3 separate regions of the Mus musculus genome follow, and regions 1 and 3 are each linked to region 2. The links are chromatin loops, found by intact Hi-C in ENCODE. Cell type or tissue: heart. All regions are shown on one strand.

Region 1 (8,000 bases), 280 kb before region 2:
GGAACCAGGGATCAAAGTTTCAGGAAGGCCCAGGCTTAATTGTAGACACAAAGAAAGGCAAAGGGGCAGAGCAAAGTGATGGAGGGAGACATGGAGAAGGGGCTTTGGGAGGCTCCTTGCAATTTTGTGATTTGAGGGAAGGCAAATTTCTAAGCAGATACAGTTCCTAAATGTTCCTGTACAAAAGCTTCCTAAAAAGAATAAGAGAACATGATGTACAGAGAACCTGTAGGCATAAACAATGAACAGGACTTTTACCATAAGCCTTACCAGGCAGAGGAAGTTCATACACTGCTCATGAATGCCTCACAATTCTCTCCTCTCAGTCTCTTACTCTGCTTTGTTTCACTTGAGTATTTAGCAAATGCCCTACACAAGCTAGTCATGTGCAAGGACAGTCCATCACAAAAGACCCTCCAGCAACTGCAAAGCAGAAGCAAAATGGTACTTACCAAGTTGACAGGACTGCTGACATTGCTGTTCATCAGTGCTACCAGGCCATTCACCAGATCACTGGGGACAAAAAGGAGAGTTAGGTCAGGCCCTGCCCACCAGAGTGCGGGAGTGCTGAGGGCATGGACCAACCCTTCCCAGACAAAACAAAACCCAAATGGAAAACTGAATGTGGAAATAAAAGCCTGTAAATTAAGATGGTGCCTGTAATGCTAGCATGTTCATGGATGGAATGAGTCCTGTAACACTGGGATTTGCTCTTAGTGGGTGTGGTGGGGTGGTGGACACAGGGAGGATGGTAATAGGTTAAATCTACCCTTTCTGTACATTTCTGAAAACAATCAATGACCAACAAAAGTAAGCTAATGTAGTATATATACCCCCAAGATGGCATTTGTAGGGTCTCGATGAAACCTCATGTTTAACATGAACCCACATTAATTCACCGAAACAAAAGTTGTGATTGTTTTATAAAATAAGCTTCACAGAAATGAATGGACTTCAGTATGCAAACTCCATACTGGCAAATCACAGCGACAGCCAAACAAACTGAGCACTGAAATCAATCAAAGCTGCTGCCCCTCCCCCCACCGCCAGCAGCCCGCCCTTCACACAGCCTAGGAAGCTGTCAGGGCATCGGGATGTTTCAGATGAGTTGTGATCGGCTGAGCCATGAGGGTGAAGAGAAGTAAGCAAACTTCCGCTTACCAAGGTTTGGTTCTTAGTTTCAGAAGCGTTAAAGTGTAGCTCTGTTAAAGAAAAGTTACTTCGTAAAAATGACACCTCATTGGGAATGTGAGCGCTTGCTCTACGCCCATGCCCGGCAGCAACGGTTCTGAATGAAGTCCACTTGGAAACCTCTCCCTCTTCCTCCAGCTTTACCACAGGCGAAGGCCACTATGGCTCAGGATGGGCTTCCAAAAGAAAACCCAAGATTGTTTTGTTTTTCTTTTAATTGGAAAAAACTTTTTTTTTTCTTATGTGTCACTTAGTAAGGTTACTTCTGCTTTTCAGTTTTCAACCATGGAAGTTTTATATGAATATGCTTAATGTTCTGTTCTCACAGATCAAGTGCAAACGCAAACCACCATTGACCTTTAGTGATTTTTTTTTTAAAAGAGAAACTGGCAAAAAGTCACTTCATCACCATGGCGTAGTCATTGAACCCACGGCACATTCTTCTGTGTGTCTGTAAGGAGACATTAAAAGCTGCCATTCAGTAGCACCCGAAATGCCTCTTAATGTTAATAGGGTAGGGTCACGTGGCGTTAGAAGATGGCTGTTTCTTAAGCAGTCACCCTCTTTGGGAGAGGAGGGAGGGCCATGCACCTTGTATGTAACAGGTTGGCAACTTTTAAAGTCAAAATTGTGTAAGTCATACTCATTCAGCCTGAAGCTCTTAAAAGTGTCATTTTGACAAAGTGACTTTTAAGAAATATATAACATGCCTTTGTTATGTGAATGAGGACACAACCCAGCTATGAAAGTATCAGACATGTCATGCCAGATGCGAATGCAGGTGACCATGTAGGCCTTAGGTCCCTGTAGTGCTGCTGAGGCAATTGTGGCTCTGGGGACAATTAACCAAGGACAGTAACTACAGATTGAACACTGTACTCTTTTACTGGGAAGTTTAAAAAAAAAAAATCAGTTTTTTAAAAGGGTAGGGGATATGTCAAAAATAGCCAAACTTTGGTCAGTTCTCTACTAAACAGTGTTCATCAGGAAACTGACCTACAATGTGCCTACATCCCGGTGATCTCAGATACCAAGACAATGGCAGCATTGCAGAAAAAGGCTCTGCTGAAAGAGTTCACATCTATGAAGAGGGAAACTACTTACATCCTCTTTCCAAGGTATCAGGTAGGTATAGGAGGTGACCATGCAGATCACAGCTACTAGGTGTGTGAGCTGTGGCCATGAGGCCTGGTGCCAGGTGTTTTGTTCCAGCTGGGATGGTACCCAGCATAGGCATTGCTGAATTCTTAAAGTATTTTAATCATCTACCTTTTTCCCCCACCAAATGTATCTGAGGCCACTTAATTTTGTATGAGAGGCCACTGAAACCAGGAAGGAGACAGGGTTCTACCCAGTGTCCGCCCCGTGCATTACATCCAGTCTTATGGTGGGAGAAGATGAGAAAGTCTGAGGCCCTGAGTTCAAGGTTGAATCTCTGTACTTGAAGACATTAAGATCTCCTTGGAAGTGCATGACTGAGGGGTGGGTGAAGGGGGATGGGATGAAAACACATTGTTATTATTATTATGAAGAGATGGTTCAATACACAGCTACAGAAATGAGCCCCAGTAGATTTCTCCAAGCACACAGTCCAAGCTTTGCCCTCTAAAACAGAAACTGTCCTGAGGGAGGGATAGACAATTTCTCCCTGTGAAACTGTCTCTTGGAATAAGCTAACCTATTGGGCAACACATGATCAGCTAACTTTCACTTCAGGAAATGAACACTGACTGTGGTATGCATTTATTAACAGCTTCTTCTGTATCTCATTTAAGAGTTTGCGTACTTTTTTTTTTTTTTTTTTTTTTTTTTGGTTTTTCGAGACAGGGTTTCTCTGTATAGCCCTGGCTGTCCTGGAACTCACTTTGTAGACCAGGCTGGCCTCAAACTCAGAAATTCGCCTGCTTCTGTCTCCTGAGCGCTGGGATTAAAGGTGCGCACAGAGAAATGTCTACTCTAGTTATTTTAACTTTCGAGAAAAAAATAAAGCAGGATTTCCATTTTTCTAAGTGACTTCTATTATGCTCCTTATCTAATGAGACATGGTCGCTCAGGCTGAGGCTGGAAGTTGCTCAGACCTGCACTGATAGCTAACACCTTACTCTACAGTACCCTGGGAAGGCTCTAAGACACCTGGGGTGGCATTTCCTGGCCAACATACATTTGAGGTATTTGCATTTAAGAGCAAAAGTACATGTGTTAAAATACAGAACTAGGTTTTACAATGACCAAGGATTTGGAAATCTCCATGGAGTTCGTAACAGCTATGTAAATGTGGAAGGTGCTTCAGTGTGGTAAGTGGATATCATTACCAACTGTGCTGACCAACAAAATTCTAGGTAGAATTCCAAAGACAACAATAAAAGTCATCAAGCAAAAGTATTAAGGAATATGAGCCTGCCTCAGCTTCAAGACAGGATCACCATTAAGACACTCTTACCTTATATTCTTAAAGACTTCTCCATGATAAAGAGCTATGTTTTCAAAAGTTGGTCAGACATCTGAACCTGCAGGTTTGATGGGTGACTAATTGGCCTGCAGCATTAATTATTCAAGCTCCCCTCAGTGCTGGATAACTTTTATCTATGCAACACTAGGTGGCAGTAAAAGATTAGCCAGGAATCACAGAAATAGTGGATCAAAATCAACTTTATCTTCTAAACAGAGAAGCAAGAAGTTCCCAATCAAATATTAAAATTGGCTTAGTGCACAGGTGAGCTGTGGAAGTAACCAGCATGTAGAATACACAGTACAATACACAGTTACTGCTGCCTTCTACTCAGAACCAAGGACAATGACAGGAGCCTTACCTTACGTACTGGAATGCCCGTGTCTGAGACCCAGAGCCATAGACCTAGAAGGAAACCAAGAGTTAGACTTGAGAAAAAACACCCTGGCACTATTAGTAGGGCTCCTTGGAATCCCGTGGGTCTGACTTCAGAACCCGTCCTTGAAGAAGCACTGACATGGGCTTACAACAATTTAAGGTTTACAAACCCTCTAACTTTCATACCTCGTCAAAGGAGCTTCTCATTGCATCAGACAGAATCTATCCCAGAAAACCACAAGTGGCCAAAATACAGAGAACTGATCATGGAGTGCTCACCCTCACCATACATCTACAGCACAATTTCTCTACCCAAGGCTCAGGGAACATTATGGACAAGAGGATGGCAGACTTCTGAGAGCCAGAGGAAATCTGCTGTGAGATGAGACTGTGTCTCAAAGAAATGACAAGAAGATACACCCATAGTACTGCAACAGTGTGGCTGCTGAACAAGATCCAGTGACAACATGTTAATAAGGCTTGAAACCTAGAAAAAGAACGACAGGTAACTAACAACTACTCAGAGAGGGACAATTAGTCTTCCCAGGGATGGGCCCCTTAATTAGTTACACAATACCAAGTGATCAGTCAGCTCTGAAATCATATACACATAAGCAACACGGAATGGACTCAGAAAGTGTATTTATGTATTTAAATGTTTGTATGTTTAACAACAATAATAATAATTAATAATAATAACAACAATAAACATAATCAAAGGAAAAGAGGCTATAAATTTAAAAGGGAGTAAAGGGGAATGGGAAATACTGGAGGAAGATGATACAGGAAGGATTGAGGGAAGGGAAAGGAAGGAAATGATATAATTGTATTTTAATTAAATTATTAAGGAAAATGAGAACATTTTGAGCACATCTTATATTCTGTACTTCAGCACTGATACTTACTATGAGTGTGTACACATATATCAAGTTTTTCTTCAAAAGACTGTGTCCAAGAACCGGCTTCTATCCATGTCTTACTGTTTGTCAGGCATGTAAAACCCTGGGAACTGCAATCCTGGACTCTATTTGTGCAACAGACAGACCTTACACACAAATAATGTGACGAATATTCAGTGGAAGCTCTCCAACATGGATGACTATTATAAGTGGTAGAATTCTGCCTAGATAGGCTGGTAAACTGTGGGCCAGACTTGTTCATATTTGTACAGCTGGCTCTGAGGGACTTCCAACATATAGCTAAGATCAAGCTAAGATCCTCTAGATGACTGATAGGATGACAGATTTAGAACAGCCTTGGTCCCTCTAAACCAAGAACTCAGTCAGAGGACCTGAACACTCATAAAAATTCCACCATGGCAGGAATCAGCAGTTAAATCAATTTATAATGGGAAGCAGGTGGTCCTGGTGAGTAGGATAAACTATTTCTTGTGAGACCACCAACCCTTCCTATCTGACTAGGTCTGTCTGCATAACGGTTCAGTCTAGGGCTATACAGTTGTATTTCTACTGCCCTAAAAATACCAATTCCTGAGTACCAGCCACAGCTGGATTTAGTTGATGTGGGGGTGGGGGGGACAAAGCTTACTACTTTCAAGCTCCTGGAATGATTCTGAGGTGTAGCCAAGGCTCAGATCTATGTAGTACACACTCAGAGAGACTCCCAAGTCCCCAGGATTACTATCACAGATATTTCACTTCTGATCTGCAAGATCTTGGTTCAAGACTGAGAATTCACCCAGACTGTCATGCTGTCGAGACGCAATTTAAAATCCTGCTTGCTCTGTTCAACACTGACCATGCATGCCTAGCTCAGAGATGTATGTTTTTAGGTTCTACCTGAGGATGGAAGGCTCACGAGAAAAGGCAAAACAGTACTACATATCGAGATGTCTGCTGACAGGATCCAGAAACTGCCGGAGCAAATCTCAGCAAAGGAGCAATGAGGACAGAGCCTTGAAAGGCACTTACTGCCTTGATGATGAGAGTGAATGTGCCCTCTTGGCTCACAGACCTGCCTGCCTGCCTACGGGGCAGAAGCTACTCCTTGTCCACAGGCCAGGCAGAGTAGGTGCTCAGCTATACTCTTGAGTCTGCACAGCATTACACTCTGGTGTCTACATGGTCCCTCTAGCTGCACTTTACAAGATGAGAGAGATTTAAGGAGATTCTGGAGACTCAAAATTGCTCTCAGGGGATTAAGTGCTGCATATGTTCAGGTCACAGCAATATGGTGACCTAGGAGTCACCAAGATGTCCAGGGAGGAGGGGGCAGCAGGAAATCCAATGGGAGCTGTCTGAATGCACGGCACTGCCCTCTACAGTGTGCATTAAGTACTTAAGCTATAACAGCCTCTGCTAAACCAAGTCAGTCTCTTGTCCTAGTTGGATATTTCTCACAGAAGTCAACAAAAAGCCCTGTTTAGTGAATCCGACCCTCATACCTGCCTCTGTTTCTCATCTCTTTCCAAGCCTTCAAAGCTGTGGGGCCATTTGGCCTCCTTCAGCAAGAATCCTGTTAGGTCAGTCCCATCAGGGCCCTCTTTCCCAAATGTTTCTTCCTCTTTGTTTTTTCTATCCTCTGCCTCCCACTCTGCTCCTTAGCTTTGAGTTTCCACTTGCCCTCTATGCTCAAAGTTGTGCTCGGTCTCCAGCACACTTCTCCCCACACCACCCTGCTGACTTCTAGACAGAACCACCTGACAAGGGAAAGATGATATTTTAACCCAAGAGAAAAAGCACAAGCAATTCATCAGGTCCTTGATGGGCAATACGATTCTTTGGAACAAACAAATGTATAAAACCCTAAAACACTCTAAATGCCTCCATGGGCCTTCTGCCTGGGTGGCTAGGAAAGAGGGATGTCTGACAGGCTATGGATTAAAGGCTTTTGGATGGCGCCAGTGATCTCTCCTTACATCTCTGGGAGAGTCATGCCGGGCCTGAAGACAACACATGAGACATGACCTGTGCCAACAATTTGTGCATTCTTAAGGCTGCCAGCGGACTTGCTTTCCTTCTTAATATGGAGTCCTTGAAACAGCCAAGGCGGCAATAAATTGAAAAGCTTTTTCTTCAAAAGCTGTTAACAGTTTTCTCTGCAAACAAGGTAGCTTTGACCCTGGGTAAGTCACTGTACATGGTGGCTGAGAAGCCATCAGGAATCTCTCCCTCCCCAGTAGAGATCATCTGAACCCCAAATATAGTTAGCCCTCAGTTTCCTTGGGGATTGGTTCCAAAGCACTCCACAGATACCAAACTCTAGGATGGCAACGTCCCTTTTGTAAAATGGTTTAGAATTTGCATATAAATCATGAACATTCTCCATATAGGAAACCAACATCTGTCCATGTTATCACAGGAACCATATTTCCAACACTTTAACTTTGAGCTGGCTAAAAGTATCTAGGAAATCTGTGGGTAGAAGCCAGATGAAGCAAGAGAGGATATGAAAGACAGGTTTACCCAGCAGTTACAACTAAGACCCCTGGCCTCTGTGGCTAACCCGTAAGTCACTTTTCACTTACTGCAACAAAAAAGCAGCCACCACATTACCTGACCATTAATTCAACCAATATTTAGCTTATATTGCCTATGTGCTGGGGCCAGATTAACAGCTATGAATCAAAGGAACAAAGGTCCTTGTTTCCAGAGTTAATGTTGTGCTGGGGTCCTGGAAATTTAGCATTGCACTGGTTCCAAGTGAAATGAAAAGAAAACTATTTGTGGAGTGCAATGGTGCCTTCATAGAGAGTGGTCCAGTTAGTACTGTCTACAGAGAATGGGGAAAATGCCCAGGAAACACTCCCAGAACATGCAAGACAGGAGCTGAAGGAGTCAGGAGTGGGTTGGATAGGGACCTAGGGAAAGGTCTGTGGCATATGCTGTCCCTGAGATGAGGATCTTTGGGTTTCTCCTCTTCAGAAGGTTGGCTCTAGGATAAGCTGAAAGAACATAGCTAAAGAACAAGAATGGGACTACAAAGATAGGACACTATGGTGGCAGGGTGGATCCAGAGCCAG
Region 2 (8,000 bases):
TGTGTGAAATAACCTATCTACTGCCCAGAACTACTCCCATATGCTCAGCTCCCCTCTTTTGGTCCTGGCTAGAAAGAACAGTCTTTCCTAAGGGTTTCTTGCTTTTATTTTTATGACTATTTCCTTATCCTTGGGTTTGCCAGTCATGGGCTAGAGGATAGAAATGAAAAACAAAATAACTAACTTCCACCCAGAGACTGCATCCATCCCATCTGCAGACACCAAACCCAGACACTATTGATGAAGCCAAGAAGCACTTGTTGACAGGAACCTGGTATAGCTGTCCCCTGAGATGCTCTGCCAGAGCCTGACCAATACAGATGCAGATGTTGGCAGCCAACCATTGGACTGAGCCTGGGAACCCCAATGGAGGAGTTAGGGGAAGGACTGAAGGTACTGAAGGGGTTTGCAACCCAACAGGAAGAAGAACAATATCAACCAAGCAGACCCCCCAGTGTTCCCAGGGACTAAAATCAACCAAAAAGTACATGTGGAGGGATGCATGGCTCCAGCTGTATATGTAGCAGAGTATTGCCTTATCTGGCATCAATGGGAGGGGAGGCCCTTGGTCCTGTGGAGGCTCAATGCCCCAGCATAGGGGAATGCTAGGGCAGTGAAGCAGGAGTGGGTGGGTGGCTGGTTTTGTGTCAACTTGACACAGCTGGAGTTATCACAGAGATAGGAGCTTCAGTTGAGGAAATGCCTCCATGAGATCCAGCTGTAAGGCATTTTCTCAATTAGTGATCAAGGGAAAGGGTCTCTTGTGGTTGGTACCATCTCTGGGCTGGAAGTCTTGAGTTCTATAAGAAAGCAAGCTGAGCAAGCCAGAGGAAGCAAGTAACTAAGAAACATCCTTCCATGGCCTCTGCATCAGCTCCTGCTTCCTGACCTTAGTTTTAGTCCTGACTTCCTTTGGTGATGAACAGCAATGTGGGAATTATAAGCTGAATAAACCCTTTCCTCCCCAGTTTGCTTCTTGGTCATGATGTTTTGTGCAGGAATAGAAACCCTGACTAAGACAAGCAACTCATAGAAGCAGGAAGGAATGGAGTGGGATAGGGGATTTGTGGAGGGGAAACCGATAAGAGGGATAACATTTGAAATGCAAATAAATAAAAGAACCAATTAAAAAAAAGATTTTCAGAATCTTAAAATCCCTACCTAATTTGCCTTATTTTACTACCTGTTAGAATCTCCTGATATATACAGAAGTGGATGCTCAGTCATCTGTTGGATGGAGCACAGGGCCCCCAATGGAGGAGCTAGAGAAAGTACTCAAGGAGCTGAAGGGGTCCACAACCCTATAGGTAGAACACCAATATGAACTAACCAGTACCCCCAGAGCTCGTGTCTCTAGCTGCATATGTAGCAGAAGATGGCCTAGTGGACCATCATTGGGAAGAGAGGCTCCTTGGTCTTGCAAACTTTATATGCCCCAGTACAGGGGAATGCCAGGTCCAAGAAGTGGGAGTGGGTGGGTACGGGAGCAGGGCGGGGGTTGGGGGGGGGAGGTATAGAGAACTTTCGGGATAACATTTGAAATTTAAATAAAGAAAATATCTAATTAAAAATAAAAGAATCTCCTGATATCTACTTTACAGATTTTTGTCTAGGGTATTTAGCTATTATTAAAAGTTAGAGTGATGGCATAGAGGAGATATGGCTCAGTGGATAGAAATGCCTACCACCCAGAATGAGGACCCAAGTCTAGCCAAATTGGTGAAGCTATGGGTTAAATAACAAAATAAGGTGGAGAGCACTAGAGGAAAACACCCAACACTGACCTCTGGCTTTCACACAGGTGCCCACAGGGGAACACACATATGAATATGCATATCCTCATGCCCCACACAGATATACAGTCAGGAGGAAGAACTGTCACCAAATAGGATTACTCCATCATACCTGGAACTAGAACTCACCAACTCGAGGTTTTCATTTTTAACTTCTATAAAGATGAAATTACCATCAACCGAGTTAGAGAGGACAATGGATAAATAAGACTACACATAATGTTTATTAGTTCAGTTTTTCTTTGTTAGGTTTAAAATATCTATTATTCGAAGAAGTATCAGTATTTTCTAGGTAATTACACAAGCTAAGAATTTAGCAAGGATATCTGGGCTGGTGATGTAAATTTGAGTGCAATATAATATCCAAAATGCCATTGCAGCTGTGATATTGAAAGGCTAAAATACTGGTGGAGGAAACAAAACAAACAAACAAATGCAACCGAGAAGCAGAAAGCAGTAGGATGGGAGTGGAGCCAAAAATCTGTAATGTCACAGAAAACCAACCAAAGAAAAAGGGATCAAAACCAAAGGAAGCCATCGTCTATGTGAAATTCAGCTAATTAATAATGGTATCTGTTAGCTGAATATAGAATGGGATTTCAAAATGTAGACTGAGGATAACCTTAGTATAAAGGATGTATTTCAGCTGAGAGCTTCAGAGGTGTGTTTTCATCCTTGTGGAAGTTCGTGGAAATATACATCCTGACTGCAGTTTACCCTCTGTCTACTCTTCTCAGTGACCCCCCCCCCCCCACACACACACTCAGATCCACTCCTCCTCGGTTTCCCTCCAGAAAGGAGCAGGCATCCCATGAATGTAAACCGAATAGGGCAAAACAAGATAAAATAAAACTAAGCACGAATCCTCATGTCAAGACTGGGCAAAGCAACCAACTAGGAGGTAAGGGGTCCCAAGTCTGAGATACTCCTACTCCCACTGTTAGGAGTTTCATAACAGTGCCAAGGGAACAGCCATAACATATGCACATGACCTAGCGTAGACCTAGCTGGGCTCTGTGCTTGCCAGTTAAATCTCTGTGAGCCCTGCTTAGTCGCTTCCATGGGCCATGCTTGCCAGATGTCCTTAATTCCTTCGCCTTCTACAATTCCCTCTCTCCCACAGGGTCCCCCGCCGGCCAGCCCTGAGAGGAGGTCCCCCAATTTCTGACTTTTCTTCACCTCCAATGTCAATATCTATGGACCCATTAAGGGATTAGCCCATGGTCAGTGGACTTTTGTTGCAAAAAGGATAGAATATGGAAGTAGTTGGCAGGGGAAGAAAAGTGAAGTCAGTTTTAGATGATGGAAATGACAGTAAAAATGTTCTGAGAAATGACTTGGTGATGGGTTTCTTTTTAAACAATAGTGCTGTGGAGAGAAAAGAGAAGTGTCAGGGGGTCCCTGGAGGAGATGATGGCTATGGTTTGAGTGTTTGTGTCTCTGGGATGTTTGTGTTGGAGTCTAAGCCCAGTGCATTAGTTTTGAGAGGAAGAGTCTTAAGGAGATGTTGATGAGGGGTGCTCAGGAATTGATGACAGCCTTTATTAAAGGGACAGAAGTAGTTTGCTAGCCTGTATGCTGTGTCCCATGAGGAAACAGAAAGAAGGCAGCTCATGTGTGGAACAGGCAGCCACCTCACACTGAACTTGCAATGTGCTCAGATCTTGGATGTCACAGACTCCAAAGCTGCAGGAAATAAGCTGACCAAGTCAAAGTTCTGTACTGTTGCAACCTCTAGGGACGAGTTCAAAGAGGTGAAGATGTGTGTGTTAGGGTAGTCAGTCCATTATGTGTCTTCTTTGTGAAATACAAAGCAGGTTGTCTTTGTGTGTGGTGTTCAAAGTTTGTTTAGGTGAATTGGGCAGGGAATAGACTGTCGTGATGCACTAAGGCCAGCCAGAGTTTGTCATATTGAAAATAATTCCAATTAAGTAGGCTGCATAAGGGTGATCTTTTGGCAGAAAGCAGGGAATCCAGCTCTAATGACTCATTCTTTTCAAGTGTCTCCGTGATACAGTCTTATACTACCTTTTGTTTTCCTCTTTTTCTAGAATATATGCTTGAACAAAGTACAGAAAGAGGGGTACTGTATGAGACACAAGACAGAAATTGCAAATGTGCAATTTCTAAGGCCAACGGATCCATTTTAACTCGTAGGAGAAACGCAGTGCCATCTGCTGGACAGGCTATAGATTGCATTCTTGGAATCCTTTGTCTTAGCAATCAAATGCCAGTACATTTTAGCCTTTGCTGGGATAGGAACACTGAAAAAGAGTCAACGCGGCATTTCAAGTTATTCCAAAGCATGAGAATTGTTTACTATCTAACAGGCACACATTCCATTTAGCAATTTCACTTAAGAATAAAGCTTTAAAATTTTACCTATATTATCTTTTTCAAGCTGTTAAGATGCTAAAGCATGGGAGTTTAATGATTGTCAACTTAGACACACACCTGTAGGTTTGGCTTGGAGGGTATTTCCAGGAAAGAAGGTCTTCCCCCGGCGTGGGCGGCAGCTTTCACTTCCGCGCAAAGCTCAGATAGTACAGGAAGAGCAAGGAGAACTCCGTGCTGCTTTTGTCTGTGCACCTTAATTAGCTTCCTGCTGCTTAGTGCACCACCCTGTTGCTTCTCCTGCTGTCCCTCACTGACGTCCCGAACCAGCTTCTTCAGTATCACTATGTACTAATGCGCCAAAAGCTCACGTCGAATCCTTTAGTCTGGCTTTTAGTGCCAGACTGGGAAGCTCCTAGCCTCATGAATTCCCTCCCCTTCCCCATTTCCCAGCGTAGATTACCGCCCCCACCCCCACCCCGCCTTTCAGAGAGCCCAGCCTGGCATCAGAATATTGCAATTCCCCTTTTCACGGTGGCACTCCCTTCCCCCTACCACCACCACCACCCACCCACCCAGAGCGGCAGATGCAGGGTTTAGGAACAGACAAATGGCCACACATCCCAGCCTCTGTGTCAGACACTCTCTGAGGCAGGCACTCTCCTTGAGAAATAACTAACACTTTTTTTTTTTTTTTTTTTTTTATACAGATGGCTCCTGTCCTCGAGGGAAACAAGGACCAAACAACCTTGAAAAGATAAGTGGCCCTCTCTTGGGCCATGAGAGAAGGGCAGTTGTTCCCAGACAGCTGTGACCAGTTTGTAAAAACACACTAGTTCCTGATAACACCATAAAGTTACTTCCCTGGTCAGAAGAGTCCCCCTTCCAACTACACGATTCTGCACACACAAACACACACACACACACACACACACACACACACACACACACACACACACACACCGATGTCTGAACAAACAATATCAGGTTTGAAGGATGGCTTCCCCTTGTCTGTCACCTTCCCTGACACATAACCCCAAAGCCGGAGGATCCCTGCTTATGCATATGCGAGTATAAAAACTCCAATCCCATGGATTCCAGCAGTACATTCCTAACCTAGGCAGTGGGAAAAGTTTGAGATCCGGGTCTGACTCGAATAAAGGCTCTCTTTGTTATGTTACATTGGATTGACAATTCTTCTTCTGGGGTTCCCAAGAACTGAGCATAACACCATGGTTAGACTACATACCCCATATGGTTTAAACCAATCTAACAGATCCCTTTTCATAATATACATTCTTTCTATCTCCTCTTCAGAGAATACTGAGTAGCACAAGGTGTAGATTTGAGTTGAGTCTTTTGGACTGAAGTTACTTTAACATACAATTGTTACTTACTCTTGTTTAGAAATCCAGCAGTAAAGTTCAGACTGTAAATAAGTGTTTTGTTTTGTTTTTTTGCTCCCCCACCCACCTATCCTCTCCCGCCCCTCTGCTTCAGCAGCTCCCTGTGCTGTGGCATTAAACCTTTACAGGATCAAAGGCCTCCTGTCCCATGGAAAGCAGAAAAGAGAGACACCAACCAGAGACAGAAAGCCCCTTGAAAACTGCTGGGGACAGCATACAATGACAGGGACTGCCTGCAGTAAGCCGGGATGGAGACATCTCAGTAGCCCTCAGCAGCTCTTTGTAAAAAACAGTTGTTCCCATTTTTCCTAACCTTAGCCCTGGACAACGGCTGTATAGACTTCATCTGTACATGAATGCTTTTCAGTTGGCCTTGGTGTGCATAATTATTCTAGTCTATCTGACTTTTGTACTTCTCTCTACTTCTTCTTTGGTGAATTCTGTGAAACTAGATGTTCCTTGATGTAATGGTTCTTAAACAATTAAAAAATTGAGGCATAGGGAAACAGCACAGCACAGTCCTAATGGCCCAGGTGTATGTTGCGTGTTCTCATCTTGGAAACAACGTAATAACTGCAGAATGGTAGTTGCAGATTAATGCTTGCTTTGCAAAGAAAGTTTAAAGAAATATTAGAAAATTAAATAGAGCCAACATTGGGACCCCAAGAAAGAAAAAAAAAACTATTGAAGTCATGAAATAAGTTTTGCACAACATTTGAGAGTGGTTTCTGGATAAGCAAGTATAGGATATGTAAAGTCTTATATTAGTAAAACTAAGTTAAAACACTGAGACTCTTAGGAGAGCCATTGTATGTAATGTGCAGAAGCAGAAAGCTAGCAGAACTACTGAGTTAAGGGTTAACTTGATTCCTTCTGGCCACTGCCTGGCAGCTTTACCTATGTCGTTTATCATTAGAACTTCACAAGAAAATGCAAGGAACTGGCCTCAGAGCTCTGAGCTCTGAAGTATAAGTTAAAATTTAAATAATGATAACTTTGCAATTATTATTATTTTGGCTATAGACCTGGAAATAGGGAAGCTTGAAACTTTGGGGAACAACTGTAATTCTTGATTCTTTGTGGGACATGGTTATTCTTTTGAATTTGATTTGGCAATGATTATACAATGTCTTTTTCTACCTGCTTTTGGAGTATCAATAAAAGACTGAGCAAGAAAAAGGCGAGCGAGCATGAGAAGAGAATGTGAACAGTGAGTGAGGAGAGAATGTGAAGAGTGAGTGAGGAGGGAATGTGGAGAGTGAGTGAGGAGAGAATGTGAGGTGTGTTTGGAGAGTGTGTGTGTGTGAGTGAAAGGAGAGTGCATGTGGGGTGTGTGTGTGTGTGTGTGTGTGTGTGTGTGTGTGTGTGTGTGAGAAGAGTGTATGTGAGAGTGAAAGGGGAACACACAGAGGTGTGTATGAGCATGAGAGTTCAAGAAAAGAGAAGTGCATAGGAGAAAAGCAGAGAGCACAAGAGAAAGCAGAGTGTGTGCAGCCTCAAGCTGCGAGTGAATGAGTGAGAGAGAAAGAGAGCAGCGAATGAGAGAGAAGATACAGAAACTTTAAGCCATGAAAAATTGCCTGTCAGCTTGAACCCAAAAAGTAGTCTGTATATATTTATTATGCGCCTTCCAGATAGCCCTGCTTCCAGTTGAGATCTCTGATCCTGTGTCAAGGCTGGACCCCAACAGAAAAGGACTAGTGAACATATTGCAAGGAGAGAGACCACTGGGCCCGAGAGTGCCCCAAAAAATGGAACCTGGGAACAGGAAATCTGAGGTCTTTGAAAAATGTGCCCCAAAACAGCAAAGGTGTTAACTCTGGGTGAAGACACTGATTAGGGGAGACGGGGTTCAGACACCCTCCCCAAACCCAGGGTAACTCTGAGAGTGGAGGGGAAACCCACTCAATTCTTGGTGAACACAGGGGCTCAACACTTGGTCCTCCAAGATAATGGCCCTGTTTCCAAGGAAAAAAATCTTGGATTCAAGGAGCCACCGTCACCAAAATGTATTCATGGGCTACCCAAAGAACAGTGTACCTAGGGATGGGCCGGGCATCCCATTCATTTATGGTCATCCTAGACTGTTCCTACCCTCTGTTGGGGTTAAACTTACTCTCTAAGATGGGGGCCCAGATACACTTCCTGCCTGATGAGCCACAACTAACTGGCCCAAAAGGAGAGCCCATGGGTGGAGGAAAGACCTCTCCAACCAACCCCTGCTGGGAGCTGAGGCTGCCTGGTTTACAGACAGGAACAGTTTTCTCCATGAAGGTCAGATATGAGTGGGTGCTGGTGTCGTGGATGGCACAAATGTCATCTGGGCAGAACGTCTACCCCCTGGCATGTTGGCACGGAAAGCAGAGCTAATTGTCCTTACCAAGGCCTTGGAACTTGGGGCTGGCAAGAAAACTAACATCTACATGGTATGCCTTTTACATGCCGAAGCTTACACAGTAAGCAGGTA
Region 3 (8,000 bases), 140 kb before region 2:
AACTCATGTTGCATAGAGAAGCCTTCCTCGTGCCTGGTCCACAGGAGCTGATGGAGTTGATGGAGCTGGACTCATGGCAGCCTTAGGGGAGAAGGCTCGTTACTCGACTCCTGTGATCCCTCTGAACTGTGGTATTCTTATTTTGAGCTGCAGCCATCTGTGTTACCCCCGACTTGAAGGATGACTTTTAAATACCTATCCCATAATGGTTGCCGGATAACATCTCTCCTCGTGCCTAAGAAGACGAGCTCTTGTCTTCCTGTCTAAACCCTTGCAGTCCTCTGGGTTTTTCCTTTCTCCATAGTGGTCTCACTTTGCATGGCTGTGCTGTACGCAGCTGCTCTGAGATTTAAAATGTTGTTCTTAGTGAACTCAGATCTATATAAAAAGATAAAGAGATCTGGTATATGGCTTTATGGCTTGAATTAGCTTCTGATTGAACTCCACCACCTCGTGCAGAACGTACCTGATTATCCAACTGTTCTTGGAACAGAAACTGGGAATCATGAGGATGAGGGATTGTGTGTGGTGCTGTCAGCCTGAGTGTGGGGCCCAGTCTGCGCCTCATTCAACAACAGGGACAGGTGAACAGTTACAGCAGGGCGCTTTAGTGTCCCATTCTGATCCCTCAGGTCCCTTGCTGATTCTTAGATCTTGAGACTTTATTCCTGACATCTTAGTTACTAACGTTCAGGGTGGCTGCATAGTATTTATTTATTTATTTATTTATTTATGTAATAGTAATGAAATGAAGAAGTGAAGCCTCAGGGTCCCAGAAATTTTCTGATTTCTGTAATCCATCAGCAGAGAATTAGGAAACAACAGAGCATAACTCAGGATAAAAAGCATTCTGAACCCTGGCTTCGTGATCCAGTACAGACCTCTGCATTTGTTTAAATTCCTGATGCAGGCGTGTGCTTTGTCCTTCGACATTTTGAAAACTATTTGCACAGTTAAGATCTTAGAACATCAACAGGAGTCGCAAATCAGTCATTTCAGCGGCTGAAAAGTTTTTATAATGAACCTTGCCCCCCCCCCCCAAAAAAAAGAGGGATAAAATATTTGAACAACTGTTATTTTAAAAAGCTGTGTCCTTTTCCATCTGAGTCACTAACCGGTGTCACCTCTTCGCCTTGTTGGAACTCCCTGGAGGCATTTCAGAGTCGGTCTTCCAGCCTTCGCAAGCACTTTAGAGCATCCTCCCCTTGGTGTCTGTGTCCTCTTGTGTCTCCCTGGGAACTGCTAGTCTTCACTCTCAGTATCTTACTAAGCAGTGCTTCTTTATTTTTCCATTTAAATGTGTCTGTGGCTCTACCAGCCTGTTAACTTACGAGTCCAGATGCTGAGGATAAGGCTGCTGTCCTTCTGTACGCTGTACACCATTCTTTAAGGCTTGTGTTTACCTCAGGAAACATATTCTAGTATCTTCTCACTGATTGAAATCTCAAGTGATAAATACTTCTTTATACCTGCAAAATGGTACCTGATTCTGTCTTAGTTCAGTGAGCCATAGGTCAGGCAGCTAGGTGGTTAGGTGGCTAAATGGCTTAAAGGTTGTCAGAGTAGAACAAGGAGCTCCTGACAGCACTGAGTCAGGGACAAATGGAGGGAAGACAGAGGGATTGCCACCTGAAGCTAGGAAGCAAGGAACCGGCATATCGCCTCTAGTGATTTACAGTGCTTCCTTCCAGGTCAGTTCAGTAGGTCCTATAAGGTTCTCTCACGCTGCCACCCATGGAGCTAAGTCCCCAGCGTTTTTTGTAAACCTTTTGAAGATGAATTTAGTCGCAAAATTAAGCTAAGCAATTTCCACTTCAGGCTTTGCAAGCAAAAAGCTATTGATCCTTCTCATCCTGGTGCTGAGCAGTTTTAGACCTGGTTAGTGCCCCTTGGACACTGATTGCTCCATTAACCGTCCCTGGGGAGGATGGATGTGCTTACTTGTGGTATGGGCAGGCAGTGGGTCTGTGTCTTAACACACAGTGCGGTGCTGGGCAGTCTGGAGAAGGCCCTTGGTGAAAGGCTGTTACTGAAGAGTTGGACAGTTTGGGTTAGCTCCCTGCACTGGTGCTGACCGCTCCCTGCACATCCTTTCCCTCGACTGTGAAAGCTCGTACAAGGTAATTTACATATTTGCTTTCTGTTGAAATAACTGTAAGGGTTAAATCTACCAGTTGTTTATGTCTTGTATACAGAGTGTCTTATACCTCATCTCAATTGCTCCATACAGTATCCACATTTCAGTTCCAATTAATATTTGGCATCTGTGTTGATATCTAGGAAACACAACTGCCCCATGAGGAATCATGACATCCTATGACCTGTCCAAAATGCAAAAGTGGTATGCAAACCTACCTCTCAAATTAAAAAATGTGAATCCAGTTTGCTGTCAAACTCTTAAAATGTATCATGATAGCCAATGAAATTGGAACACTACTCTAGGCTGCTTGGGAGAGGCCTTCAATATTGAATCTATTATTCCAACACAGCTATTATTTTGGAGATGTCCTTCTTAACATGGTGTTAAGGTGTGTCTCTGTATTTTAAATTGTTAGTTCTATACTGGCAGAGAGCTAAGTGCCAGTAGGATTTGCTATTGTAATTTCTATGATCCATCACCTGGTTTTCAATTTTGTAAATGTTTGTCCTTTCTCAGTTGCCTAAAGGCTATTTAAGATTTACCAAGTGTTGTCTCACTGCCGATTGGTTCTAAGAAAGAGCTGAGGACTGATAGCTGGGGCAGGAAATATGAAGATAAAATTTCCAGGCAAAGAGTATACCATAGGGGAAGGCAAGCTGAAGGAAGAAATTTGAAAGCAAGGAAGAAAGGGAACTGATACTGACTTCAGAGGGGCCAGGAGGTATAGAGCTAGCCATGTGGTGGGTTGTTGGCTAGAACAGTCAGGTTAAGTTTAAACAGTAGCAGAAGGCCTAAGCTTTAAACTGTATTAAAAGTATTCATGTCATTATTTAGACCACTAGTGGGCCCAAGAAAGTCCAGCATTACATTATTTTAGCCTAGGATAAACTTTTTCATGTCCATTCTTCTTATCACATAGTATAAACTCTTATCTAGCATGAACTCAAGCATGGCTAGTGCAAATCCTGATTAGGAATAATTTCTCACTCAATTAACAAAGTATCACTAGAACATTAAAAAAAAAAGGATTATTTCATTTCAGGTTTGGCTGCTTTGTCACTTTTGTGTCAGTAGGTGGCAGAGAGGACACATGCTATGTCTACTTTCAGTGTTCTGACCTATGAACATCTGAATGATTAGTAGCCTAAAATCCCTGGAAAAAAGTAAGCCTGAGATCAAAGACCGGTCTATCACCAGGGTTCCCAGACAGAGAGCTAGACTGTGGTCACCACTAGTCTGGCGCCATGCAGGCCTGAATGTTCAGACCATGCCAGAGTTGACGCCTACACAGTACATGAGTGGGGCATAGCACACCTGAGACCAATTCTGAGATGACTCCAAGTACTCAGCGACCCAGACCATCACTAAGAGGAGAAAGTAAGTCACGGAGAATGGAAGAGAAAGAGAAACAGAAGGATATGGGCACAGTGATTAGACAGAGAGAGAGAGAGAGAGAGAACTGGAGACTCAAGAATAGTGAGGACCAACCTCATGTGAGTAGTAGGTGATGCTACATGAGGCCATGTGGGGTCCTGGCCTAGGCTACCACCAGGGATCACATCAGCTCTTTCTAACTCTGTGAAGAACTGAGTTGGAATTTTGATGGGGATTGCATTGAATCTGTAGATTGCTTTTGATAAGATAGCCATTTTTACTATTTTAATCCTGCCAATCCATGAGCATGGGAGATCTTTCCATCTTCAGAATTCTTCTTTGATTTCTTTCTTCAGGAATTTGAAGGTCTTGTCATTTACATCTTTCACTTGCTTGGTTAGAGTCACACCAAAATATTTTATATTATTTGTGTCTATTGTGAAGGGTGTTGTTTCCCTAATTTCTTTCTCAACCTTCTTATCCTTTGAGTAGAGGAAGGCTACTGATTTGCTTGAGTTAATTTTATATCCAGTCACTTTGCTGAAGTTGTTTATCAGCTGTAGGAGTTCTCTGGGTGAATTTTGTGGGTCCCTTATGTATACTATCATATCATCTGCAAATAGTGTTATCTTGACTTCCTCCCTTCCAATTTGTGTCCCTTTGATCTCTTTTTGTTGTCTAATTGCTCTGGCTAGAATTTGAGGACAATATTTAATAGGTAAGGAGAGAGTGGGCAGCCTTGTCTAGTTCCTGATTTTAATGGGATTGCTTTGAATTTCTCCCCATTTAGTTTGATGTTGGCTATTGGTTTGCTTTTTATTGCTTTTATTATATTTAGGTATGCGCCCTCAATTCCTTCTTTCTCCAATACCTTCAACATGAATGGGTGTTGTATTTTGTCACTGGCTTTTTCTGCATCTAATGAGATGATCTTTTTCTTTGAGTTTGTTTTTATAGTGGATTACATGGATGGATTTTCATATACTGAACCATTTGTGCAGCCCTAGGATGAATCCTACTTGATCATGGAGGATGATCATTTGATGTGTTCTTGGATTCAACTTGGGAGAATTTTATTGAGTATTTTTGCATTGATATTCATAAGGGAAACTGGTCTGTAGTGTTCTTTCTTTGTTGGGTCTTTTTGTGGTTTAGGTACAAGTGTAACTGTGGTTTCATAGAAAGAATTGGGTAGAGACAACCGACCACCTTCCTGGAGAGAGCCACAGAGCTTCTGAGGTGGCGCCACCTTTGGCTCCAGACAACCGACCACCTTCCTGGCCAAAGCAACACAGCTTCTGGGAAAGATCCTGTTTTGGGCCTTCATCTTCAGCCAGGAGGAGGTGCAAACACCAGATAACTGTGCACCTTCCCTGAAAGAGGAGAGCTTGCCTGCAGAGACTGCTCTGACCACTGAAACTCAGAGGAGAGAGCTAGTCTCCCACGTCTGCTGATAGAGGGTAACAAAAGCAACAGAGGAACAATCTCTAAACAAAGACAACTATAACAACTAACTCCAGAGATTGCCAGATGGCGAAAGGTAAACGTAAGAATCCTACTAACAGGAACCAAGACCACTCACCATCATCAGAACCCAGCACTCCCACTTCGCCCAGTCCAGGACATCCTAACACACCTGAAAAGGTAGACCTGGATTTAAAAGCATTTCTCATGATGATGGTAGAGGACATAAAGAAGGAATTTAATAACTCACTTAAGGAAATACAGGAGAACACTGCTAAAGAGTTACAAGTCCTTAAAGAAAAACAGGAAAACACAACCAAACAGGTAGAAGTCCTTATAGAAAAACAGGAAAACACATCCAAACAGGTGATAGAAATGAACAAAACCATACTAGACCTAAAAAGGGAAGTAGACACAATAAAGAAAACCCAAAGTGAGGCAACGCTGGAGATAGAAACCCTAGGAAAGAAATCTGGAACCATAGATTTGAGCATCAGCAACAGAATACAAGAAATGGAAGAGAGAATCTCAGGTGCAGAAGATTCCATAGAGAACATCGACACAACAGTCAAAGAAAATGGAAAATGCAAAAGGATCCTAACTCAAAACATCCAGGAAATCCAGGACACAATGAGAAGACCAAACCTACGCATAATAGGAGTGGATGAGAATGAAGATTTTCAACTCAAAGGACCAGCAAACATCTTCAACAAAATTATTGAAGAAAACTTCCCAAATCTAAAGAAAGAGATGCCCATGAACATACAAGAAGCCTACAGAACTCCAAATAGACTGGACCAGAAAAGAAATTCCTCCCGACACATAATAATCAGAACATCAAATGCACTAAATAAAGATAGAATACTAAAAGCAGTAAGGGAAAAAGGTCAAGTAACATATAAAGGCAAGCCTATCAGAATTACACCAGATTTTTCACCAGAGACTATGAAAGCCAGAAGAGCCTGGACAGATGTTATACAGATACTAAGAGAACACAAATTCCAGCCCAGGCTACTATACCCAGCCACACTCTCAATTACCATAGATGGAGAAACCAAAGTATTCCACGACAAAACTAAATTCACCCATTATCTCTCCACGAATCCAGCCCTTCAAAGGATAATAACAGAAAAAAACCAATACAAGGACGGGAACCACGCCCTAGAAAAAACAAGAAGATAATCCCTCAACAAAACTAAAAGAAGACAGCCACAAGAACAGAATGCCAACTTTAACAACAAAAATAACAGGAAGCAACAATTACTTTTCCTTAATATCTCTTAATATCAATGGTTTCAACTCCCCAATAAAAAGACATAGACTAACAGACTGGCTACACAAACAGGACCCAACATTCTGCTGCTTACAGGAAACCCATCTCAGGGAAAAAGACAGACACTACCTCAGAGTGAAAGGCTGGAAAACAATTTTCCAAGCAAATGGTCTGAAGAAACAAGCTGGAGTAGCCATTTTAATATCGGATAAAATCGACTTCCAATCCAAAGTTATCAAAAAAGACAAGGAGGGACACTTCATACTCATCAAAGGTAAAATCCTCCAAGAGGAACTCACAATTCTGAATATCTACGCTCCAAATGCAAGGGCAGCCACATTCATTAAAGACACCTTAGTAAAGCTCAAAGCACACGTTGCACCTCACACAATAATAGTGGGAGACTTCAACACACCACTTTCATCAATGGACAGATCGTGGAAACAGAAACTAAACAGGGACACAGTGAAACTAACAGAAGTTATGAAACAAATGGACCTGACAGATATCTACAGAACATTTTATCCTAAAACAAAAGGATATACCTTCTTCTCAGCACCTCACGGGACCTTCTCCAAAATTGACCATATAATTGTCACAAAACAGGCCTCAAAAGATACAAAAATATTGAAATTGTCCCATGTATCCTATCAGACCACCATGGCCTAAGACTGATCTTCAATAACAACATAAATAACGGAAAGCCAACATTCACGTGGAAACTGAACAACACTCTTCTCAATGATACCTTGGTCAAGGAAGGAATAAAGAAAGAAATTAAAGACTTTTTAGAGTTTAATGAAAATGAAGCCACAACGTACCCAAACCAATGGGACACAATGAAAGCATTTCTAAGAGGGAAACTCATAGCTCTGAGTGCCTCCAAGAAGAAACGGGAGAGAGCACATACTAGCAGCTTGACAACACATCTAAAAGCTCTAGAAAAAAAGGAAGCAAATTCACCCAAGAGGAGTAGACGGCAGGAAATAATCAAACTCAGGGGTGAAATCAACCAAGTGGAAACAAGAAGAACTATTCAAAGAATTAACCAAACGAGGAGTTGGTTCTTTGAGAAAATCAACAAGATAGATAAACCCTTAGCTAGACTCACTAAAGGGCACAGGGACAAAATCCTAATTAACAAAATCAGAAATGAAAAGGGAGACATAACAACAGATCCTGAAGAAATCCAAAACACCATCAGATCCTTCTACAAAAGGCTATACTCAACAAAACTGGAAAACCTGGACGAAATGGACAAATTTCTGGACAGATACCAGGTACCAAAGTTGAATCAGGATCAAGTTGACCATCTAAACAGTCCCATATCACCTAAAGAAATAGAAGCAGTTATTAATAGTCTCCCAGCCAAAAAAAGCCCAGGACCAGACGGGTTTAGTGCAGAGTTCTATGAGACCTTCAAAGAAGATCTAATTCCAGTTCTGCACAAACTATTTCACAAAATAGAAGTAGAAGGTACTCTACCCAACTCATTTTATGAAGCTACTATTACTCTGATACCTAAACCACAGAAAGACCCAACAAAGATAGAGAACTTCAGAATAATCTCTCTTATGAATATCGATGCAAAAATCCTCAATAAAATTCTCGCTAACCGAATCCAAGAACATATTAAAGCAATCATCCATCCTGACCAAGTAGGATTTATTCCAGGGATGCAGGGATGGTTTAATATACGAAAATCCATCAATGTAATCCATTATATAAACAAACTCAAAGACAAAAACC

What was found. Peaks named below come from ENCODE experiments on the same cell type or tissue, not always from the same donor. Only the 100,000 strongest peaks of a DNase experiment are listed, where the experiment ranks them.
Region 1: a loop joins it to region 2, with 7 times the contacts of the local background. A loop is called at or near these places in 18 of 42 quality-filtered maps.
Region 3: a loop joins it to region 2, with 11 times the contacts of the local background. A loop is called at or near these places in 16 of 42 quality-filtered maps.

The regions. Positions count from the first base shown.
Region 1 is chr1:43,756,520-43,764,519 of GRCm38, forward strand. Uxs1 (UDP-glucuronate decarboxylase 1) reads right to left here. Exons shown (of 15, transcript NM_026430.4): 11 at 4,002-4,045; 12 at 453-513. Among named protein-coding and RNA genes, the nearest start is that of Ecrg4, 30 kb to the left of the region's middle. In heart, CTCF peaks have their summits at 3,785 (motif pointing right) and 6,298; no DNase peak of the experiment used is centred here.
Region 2 is chr1:44,038,019-44,046,018 of GRCm38, forward strand. It overlaps a transcript of Mettl21c not described here. Among named protein-coding and RNA genes, the nearest start is that of Mettl21c, 22 kb to the left of the region's middle. In heart, a CTCF peak has its summit at 3,983 (motif pointing left); no DNase peak of the experiment used is centred here; H3K4me3 peaks cover 943 bases; H3K27ac peaks cover 845 bases.
Region 3 is chr1:43,899,761-43,907,760 of GRCm38, forward strand. It overlaps the pseudogene Gm8241 and the pseudogene Gm26352. Among named protein-coding and RNA genes, the nearest start is that of Tpp2, 30 kb to the right of the region's middle. In heart, a CTCF peak has its summit at 3,210 (motif pointing right); no DNase peak of the experiment used is centred here; H3K27me3 peaks cover 768 bases.